Regions from separate parts of the Homo sapiens genome. Here region 1 is linked to region 2. The links are chromatin contacts, found by Hi-C or POLR2A ChIA-PET in ENCODE. All regions are on one chromosome and are shown on one strand. Each heading gives the region's core, a stretch centred on a gene start or an enhancer-like site at or near the end of the contact. The rest is flanking DNA. Distances are from core to core; before and after follow the strand shown.

Region 1 (4,064 bases), core at 968-3,467, 190 kb after region 2:
ACACAGCTGTCTTCTAGGATGGACACAAAGCCAGGACACCAGCCTCCCTGGGCTCCTATGCTGTATCCTGAGTATTTGAAGATATATTTCTTTTCTAGTTAAAAGTACTTTGGGGGCCGGGTGCGGTGGCTCATGCCTATAATCCCAGCACTTTGGGAGGCCGAGGCAGACAGATCACTTGAGGTTAGGAGTTCGAGACCAGCCTCGCCAACATGGTGAAACCCTGTCTCTGCTAAAATACAAAAATTAGCCGGGTATGGTGGCGGATGCCTGTAGTCCCAGCTACTTGGGAGGCTGAGACACGAAAATTGCTTGAAGCCCAGAGGCAGAGGTTGAACCCAGGAGGCGGAGGAGCAGAGATCGCGCCACTGCACTCCAGCTTGGGTAGCACTGAGACTCTGTCTCAGAAAAAAAAAAAAAAGGAGAAAAAAAGTACTTTGGGGCAGACATCTAGGTACCAAATGGTGCTTTCCCAAAGTTGAGTGTTGCAGAGAAAGAGCTGTTCTGCTGTTTGGGAGAAATGGCTTTCAGCCTCAGGGTTGCTCCTAACTCATGGCATGACCTTGTATTCCAGGCCTCAGTTTCCCCATCTGGGAAGGAATCGGGTTCGACAAAATGCTGGAGCACTAAGCAGAGGACTTTTTTTTGGCGGGGGGGGATGGAGTTTCGCCCTTTTGCCCAGGCTAGAGTGAAGTGGCATGATCTCGGCTCACTGCAACCTCCGCCCCCCATGTTCAAGCAATTCTCCTGCCTCAGCCTCCAGAGTAGCTGAGATTATAGGTGGGTGCCACCATGCCCGGCTAATATTTGTATTTTTAGTAGAGACGAGGTTTCACCGTGTTGGCCAGGCTGGTCTTGAACTCCTGACCTCAGGCGATCCACCCACCTCGGCCTCCCAAAGTGCTAGGATTACAAGCATGAGCCACCACACACGGCCTAAGCAGAGGATTTTTAAAAAGCAGGGATGGGAGGGCACTGATGACTGAGAGGAAATGAGGCATCCTCCCCATGAATGAGCAAGATGGGATATGGGCTTGGACCCCAAGTCCTACCCCCAGGCGTGTTGAGGGCACGGTGGATGAAGTCAGCCGCAGAGGAGAAGTAGGCACTGATGTCAAAATCAGGGAGGTCGTGGGCTGGCACCCCCAGGTAGCTCACACTGCTGCCGTAGAAGTCAGGGCCGCCCTGACAGTAGAGGCCCTTGTGGGCGGCGTTCAGCACGTGGGTGATGCCCAGCTTCCACAGCTCAAAGCGGTTGTTTGCCGTGGCCCTGGGGAGGGCAGGAAGGGCACTTGATGCCGGCCAAGCCATGGGACCAGGAGGGAGGCTGTGCCTGGCCCCCTGCTGCAGAGGGACCGAGCCATTAGGGTCCAAAGAGAGTCCAACCCCAGCAAGCTCCAAGTGGGGTCTGACTCCACAGCCCTATACCCAGAGCCCCGCACTTTCTGGTGGCTGAGCCGGCGGTGTGTGTGTCGGGGGATCTTTAGACCCTCTTTGCTTCCTCAATGCATCTGTCCCTGCCTTGGCCAGGACAGGAAGGAAGGGATTGCTTCAGCCCTGGAACCTGGCTGCCCCTCCCTTCTTGCCCCATGTCCTCCCACGCATATCCGTCCTCTACTGGCTACCACCTCATACCTGCTTCTAACCTACAAATGTTTAGAGGCAACACCTTCTCTGATTCACCTTCAGTCAGGCTTCTCCACCGTCTGTATCCAGAGGAGGGAGGCTGGGCCCAGAAACAGGGGGCTCTCTGTCTACCTTATCTCATGCCCCAAATACTATTTCCTGGGCCTCTGCCTCTACACTTGACAGTTGTCCTGGAAATGTTTCCTGGAACTCCTGGGAGACTCCCTGCTTTCAGGCAGGCGAAGTCCCTGCTCTCCCTGGTGGCCATACCTGGTCACTGCACTGACCTCAGCACCCCCGGGGGTCCTGGAGAAGGTCCCTGGCCTGGGATGGTCAGAGCAGAGCTATTTCTCCTTGTTTCCACCCTCCTGTGTCTGGTAAAGCGACCAAGAACTGCCTCTCCACGTCCCCACCCCCATGCCCCTTGGCCAGCTACCACTCACGCATCTCCTATGAAAAGGTTGGGCCAAACTTCGTCCACACGGCTGCAAGAAGACTTCCCTGCCCGCAGGAGCTCCTCCAGCTCCAGGATGCTGGGGCAAGGCGTGGCTTTGTCCTCTCCCCCCAGCTCTGGGAGAGAGGTCTCAGCCATGGGCCAGCCCGCCCACCCCTCTGCCTCTGTGGTCACTCCTCTCTGCCTCTCCAGTGTCATTTCTCCTTCCCAGAGATTGACAGGGACAGGTGACAGAAGCAAGTGACTCAGCAAGTCACAGGGGCCTCTGGAGTGGACAAGACCTTTTCCTCCCCAAGCCTCCCCCCACCCCCAAACTCCATGAGAACACAGAATCAGAGAGACCTCTGCAAGTCAGCTACCACCCTGAACCTCAGTTTCTTCATCTGTAAAGTAAGGATAATCACACCTACCTCAGAGAATTTGAGGATTAGATGAAACAAAGGACATGCTGGGTCTGACACATAGTAGGTGCTTAGAAACATCTGTGGAATTAGTAGATGTAGAGCCCTGCCTAAGGCTATTAGGTTCTGAGGACTGAGTTAAAGTAGAGATCCAGGGTGCAGAGGAGGTGGCTGGTTCCAAGGATGAATGATAGAAAGAACTGAAAGAAGTGTACAGTCTAGGTGGGCCACAAATTGGGCAGGAGCTGGATTGGATGTCTGTTGGATGAGTCTCTGAATTACGGAGGTCAGGGACAGTTTTCTGAGTTGTAGAGTCAGAGAAATATGGGTAAGAGACATGGAGAGCTTCCTTTAAAGGGTGCCCACAAGATTCATGGGGGGAGGGGGAAGGTGTTTTTTTTTGTTTTGTTTTGTTTAGACAGGGTCTCACTCTGTCACCCAGGCTGGAGTGCAGTGGCATCATCTTGGCTCACTGCCACTACCACCTCCCAGGTTCAAGTGATTCTCCTGCTTTAGCTTCCTGAGTAGCTAGGATTACAGGCATGTGCCACCATGCCACACTAATTTTTGTGTTTTTAGTAGAGATGGGGTTTTGCCATGTTGGTCTGACTGGTCTTGAACTCCTACCTCAAGTGATCAGCCTGCCTCGGCCTCCCAAAGTACTGGGATTACAGGTGTGAGCCGCCGTGCCGGGCCAATGGGGCAAGGTTTGAACAATGGTCCTGTAGTGAAGATGGCTAACTTCTCAGAAGAGAAGGCTGAAGAGGGCCTTGTATGTCAAATGGGGAGACGGGAGGTGAGTGTTGCCCTAGACTTTGAGAGCCAAAGGGGCTAACTGTCATCAGAAACAGTGGGAGGGAGATTCCTCTGCCTATAAGGGCTTTGGGTCCCAAAATAGAAACTGAGAAAGGTCAACCTGTCCTTCTGCCAGAGCTGGTTATCAGCAAGAGAGATGAGATGTCTCACCCTCTCTCATGTGACTTCTCAGTGGCCCTAATGGAGCTGGGAAGGGTATGAGCTGCAGTGGGGAGGTTCCCAGCTGCCCTTGGCCTTAAGACCAGTTTGAAGGGAAAGGCCACACCAGGGCATCCCATGGAAGCAGTCTACACTCATGTCTATCCCATTCAGAACCATTGAAGTCGGCCCGGCACTGTGTGGGGAGGCAAGACCAAGGAGGGGCTCGTGTCCAGGTTACAGCTGGGTTTGGACTTGGTTTATGCCAATGCTAGACCTGGCTTGGGAGGAGACCTTCCCTCAGGGTGGTGCAGCATGGTGGAGTGAGGAAAATACAGGATCTGATGTTAGAGAGATTTGGGTTGGAATATCAGTTTGCAATATGTCAGGCAGTATGTTTCTTTACTTTTCTGTGCTATAGGATCCCCCTTGCAGAATTAGCACTAGGATTTTTTTTTTGAGATGGAGTTTGCTCTTGTCGCCCAGGCTGGAGTGCCATGGCGTGATCTCGGCTCATTGCAACCTCCATTTCCCGGGTTCAAGCGATTCTCCTGCCTCAGCCTCCCGAGTAGCTGGGATTACAGGTATGCACCACCACGCCCGGCTAATTTTTGTATTTTTAGTACAGA
Region 2 (3,930 bases), core at 1,070-3,569:
CTGAGTAAGAAGGACATCACTAAGGGGGTTGTAGCTATACCTTTCTTCTTTTTATCTTTAATTAACATGCATTGACTGCCTGGTATGTTAGAAACAGACCTGCCTATTACAGTCTCATTCCCTTCCATACTCATCCTTGCTTGTGTGGCTACCTCCCAAGCTAGGACTGCAAGACCCTTATCACTCCTGCTTACTATTGGTTTTTGTGTCCTTTTGGCAATTTTCTAGTGGCTGCTTGAACTATTGGTTGTCAGATTGACCTGATTTGTTTCACTTGTAAACAAAATGCTTAAGCCACTGTTGATTTTTGTGACAGCTCAGTTGCTTAGAGCAAGGTGTTAATGAGACATCGGTCATAGGTCCAGGCTCTGGGTTGACTGGTAAGCTTTGCTCTGGCCCATGGCCACAGACCCTGACTCCCCCTTGCCAGCTGTCTTGCACATGTAGCTATGGCTCATTATGGGGACACAGCAGGGGGTGGAGATAAGACAAGGCAAATCTGTCATCTCTGCCAGAAAAGACAACTCCTACTGATAGGTCAGTAACCTTTTCATTGGAAGAACAGCACGTTAGTATTAGCTTCTGTAGATGTGTCTAACTGAGTCTTTTTCTTAAAATAACTCATGTGATTGTATGGGTTGTCTGCAGCAAGTTTAGAATACTGCTCACATTTTAAAGCATGTTTGAATATAAGGATGGCTTTTTAGTTTGTGAAGATTATTGTCCTTAATCAGGGATTCTTAATATCATTCTCTAAAGTAGAAAAGTGAGCTTTAGAAGTCAAATTTGATAAAGCTCTAGAAAACAACTGCAAAATTGCTGTTATAAAGAAACCTGTCAAATTTAGGAAGTGCCCTCCAGGAGCCCTTCATCCCAACCAATCCTCTCCTAAAAGAAAGGAAAAAAAGAAGAAAGATGGCTAGGTAGATGGAATAGTGATCAGAAAAAAAGAACTTTTCTAGAAAAGCATACCAGTGTGCTCTTTACCAGAGCATTTTAGCAGGTAATATTTTACAAAGGACCCAGCAGATAATTGGGCAGGTTTTTTCTTTAGGAACTTAGTGTTGATGGCCTGAATTAATCTGACTAGGAATTTAGACATTTCTTCATGATATATTTTGAGTCCATAGATGATCTGATTCTAATGTGACTTCAGTTTTTAACTTACATAGCGTTAAGCAAAAGGATGTGTGTGTATGTATGTGTGTTTGTTTTACATCCTAAAGGTATTACAGGCCCCATGGTAAACTTTTTGGCTCAAGTGAATCCAGAGTTTGGTATATGTAACCTCCAGTGGTGGTTCATGAACAAACACTTCATTTCTGTAGTCATATTTTTTTTTAAAGAATAAAAGTGAGCCAGGTTTAAAACTTGTTAAGAAAATAATAGCACAGGTGATACACAGATGAAGCAAAATTGCCGTGGATGGTCTGGGAATGCCTGAGGATTGAGAAACACTGGCTGAATTATACACTGTGGCAGAAGAAATTATAGGCCCTTAGAAACAGGTAGAGGTTATTGGAAAGATTCAAGCACCTAATGTTTAGTTAGAAGGTAAGTAAGCTGGTTTCTTAAGTTCTTGTTTATTTATTGGGTGTGGGCTCAGGATAAGTTAGTTTGAAATAGATCTTAGAGAAGTAAATGCAAGACAACTTTATCAATGAGTCATGGGCAAACAATTCTATTATTAGAAGTAGTATAGAAAAGGAGTAGGAGAAGTAGAAGGGAGGAAGTCTAGTATTCATTCATTTATTTATTCATTAATTCAGCCACTATTTCTTGAGCACCTGGTGTATGTCAGGCACTGTTGTAGGCACTGGGGACACAGCAGGGAGCAAAACAGACAAGTCTCTGCCCTCATGAAATTCATTTACATCCTAATGGGAAGAGACAAATAATGTAAGTGAGTATATAGCATGTCAGCTGTGAGAAATGCTATGGAGAAAAATAAAGCAGAGTAAGGGAATTAAGGAGTGATGGGATGGGGAGGCATTGCTTTTTTAAATAGTTTGATGAGGAAAGACCTCTCTAAGAAAGTGACATTTAACTTGACTTCTGAGGGAAGTGAGGGAGCATTCCAGGCATGGAGAAGGAGTGTTCTAGATGGAGGGAACAGCAAGTGCAAAGAGCCCTTGACATGTCTGAGAAACAGATAAGAGGCCAGTGTGGCTGGCGTGGAGAGAGAGGGGAGAGTCGTCAAGTAGTAAGAGGTGAGAGCAGATGGGAGGAAGGTCTCAGCACAGGTCAGGCCTCTGGCTTTGCTGAGAGTGATGGATGCCTTTGCAGGGTTTTGAACAGAGGAGGCACATGATTTGACTTAACGTTTTAACAAGCTGTTTCCTGCTGCTGTGTTGAGAATAAGCTGTAGGCGGCACCAAGGTGGCAGCTGGGAGGGTATTGCCACAAAACAAGCAAGAGATATGATGGTTTAGGCCAGTGGTAATGGTGGAGAGTGTGAGAAGAGGACAGATTCTGGATGTATTTTGAAGTAGAGCCCGCAGAATTTGTTGATGAACTTGATGCAGAGTGTTAGAAAAAGAGAAGACTTCAAGGTTATTGGCCTGAATAACTGGAAGGATGGAGTTATCTATCACTGAGATAAACAGAGGTAACAGAAGTAAAGGGGAGAGATGGCCATGGTAGAAGGTGGATTACACCTTTAAATTTTTAAAACATATTTTTATTTAAAATAGCCCTCACTCCCTGGCCCAGTGCACACAAAGGACCTGATTTGCTTTTACCCTGAGTTTGTCACTGTAGATATCCTGGAATACTTCGTTAAAAACTATAAATAAAGTGGCCATAATACGGCTCATTTTGTTCAGATTCTAAAAAAAAATTCCTTCATAAGCAGTTGGCTTCCAAATAGCAATGCATGCTGTCAGTTTGGTGACTAATTGGGTTAGAGGTTAATAGCAAGGCAGTCCTATAAACATCAACGGGAGTGGTGTATCCAAATGAAAGCTTGCATTAGGCAACAATTCAAAGAATGAGAATGACTAAATACCATGTTACAAGCCAAGTGAATTATATTAAGAGTTTTAACTTTGAGAGAAAGGGACGTTACCCCTGAAATAACTATCTTAGTTGGATCTTCCCTACTTAATACTCATAGTTGGGTTGTAAAAATGTAAAGGTTACCATCAAAACAGCACTTCTTAACCATGAAATTGACTAACTTTGTAAAATTAGAAATTCTGTTACTTACTTCCTACTATGCTGATTGGACATTCCTTCTTTTGCCAAAAGAACAGAAAGTTGGATTTTGTGCCTTCTAGCCAAGAGAACCACACACCTCTCTCTCTGTAGACCAGCTAAATGCTTCCTACTGCTCGGTGATGAAATCAGATCATGGAATCAGTCAGTTTGCTATACTGAATTTTTTTTTTTTCAGCTGTGTTCTAATTGAACCTTTGGGGAATAAACTAATTCTTAACATCTGAAAGTTTAAAGGTCTGATACTAGAATTTATGGGGTGGTAGAGGAGACCTTTTAGTCTCTGTATCCAAACCAAAATGTAAATTTACTTTTATTTATTTTTTATTTTTTGAGAAGGAGTCTCGCTTAGGCTGGAGTGCAGTGACATGATCTCGGCTCACTGCAACCTCTGCCTCCCGGGTTCAAGCAATTCTCCCTACCTCAGCCTCCCAATTAGCTGGGATTACAGGTGCTCTTCACCACGTCTGGCTAATTTTTGTATTATTTAGTAGAGACAGGGTTTTGCCATGTTGGCCAGGCTGGTCTTGAACTCCTGACCTCACGTGATCCGCCCACCTCAGCCTCCAAAAGTGCTGGGATTACAGGCGTGAGCCACTGAGCCTGGCCAATTTCTTTTTTTATTGTGGGATAATCATTCCATACTTCTCCCTCCTCTCTAGTCCCCACCCCCACCCCCCTTTTTCCCCCCACAAGTGAAGATGATTTCCTGTG

The links. Hi-C counts contacts between places; a loop is a spot of excess contacts on that map. ChIA-PET counts read pairs that join two places held with the same protein, here RNA polymerase II (POLR2A).
Region 1: a loop to region 2 is called in a map of psoas muscle, with 2.1 times the contacts of the local background. The contact joins the promoter of DUSP13A here to the enhancer-like site in region 2. A Hi-C loop is called at or near these places in 1 of 168 maps with a recorded cell type or tissue (psoas muscle). POLR2A ChIA-PET finds 5 or more read pairs at or near these places in 2 of 52 experiments (PC-3 and activated CD4-positive, alpha-beta T cell).

The regions. Positions count from the first base shown.
Region 1 is chr10:75,106,940-75,111,003 of GRCh38, forward strand. It overlaps DUSP13A (dual specificity phosphatase 13A), which reads right to left and starts at 2,218. Exons shown (of 3, transcript NM_001007271.3): 1 at 2,070-2,218; 2 at 1,053-1,270. The coding sequence starts at 2,218. It also overlaps a transcript of DUSP13B not described here and a transcript of SAMD8 not described here. RefSeq lists an enhancer at 3,527-4,064.
Region 2 is chr10:74,921,517-74,925,446 of GRCh38, forward strand. All of the region lies in intron 3 of KAT6B (lysine acetyltransferase 6B), which reads left to right. Among named protein-coding and RNA genes, the nearest start is that of KAT6B, 97 kb to the left of the region's middle. Within about 2 kb of position 2,320, at least 9 of the 41 ENCODE cell types and tissues checked have a DNase peak (open chromatin) inside an H3K27ac peak, as active enhancers do; they include PC-3, where a contact is called at or near this core.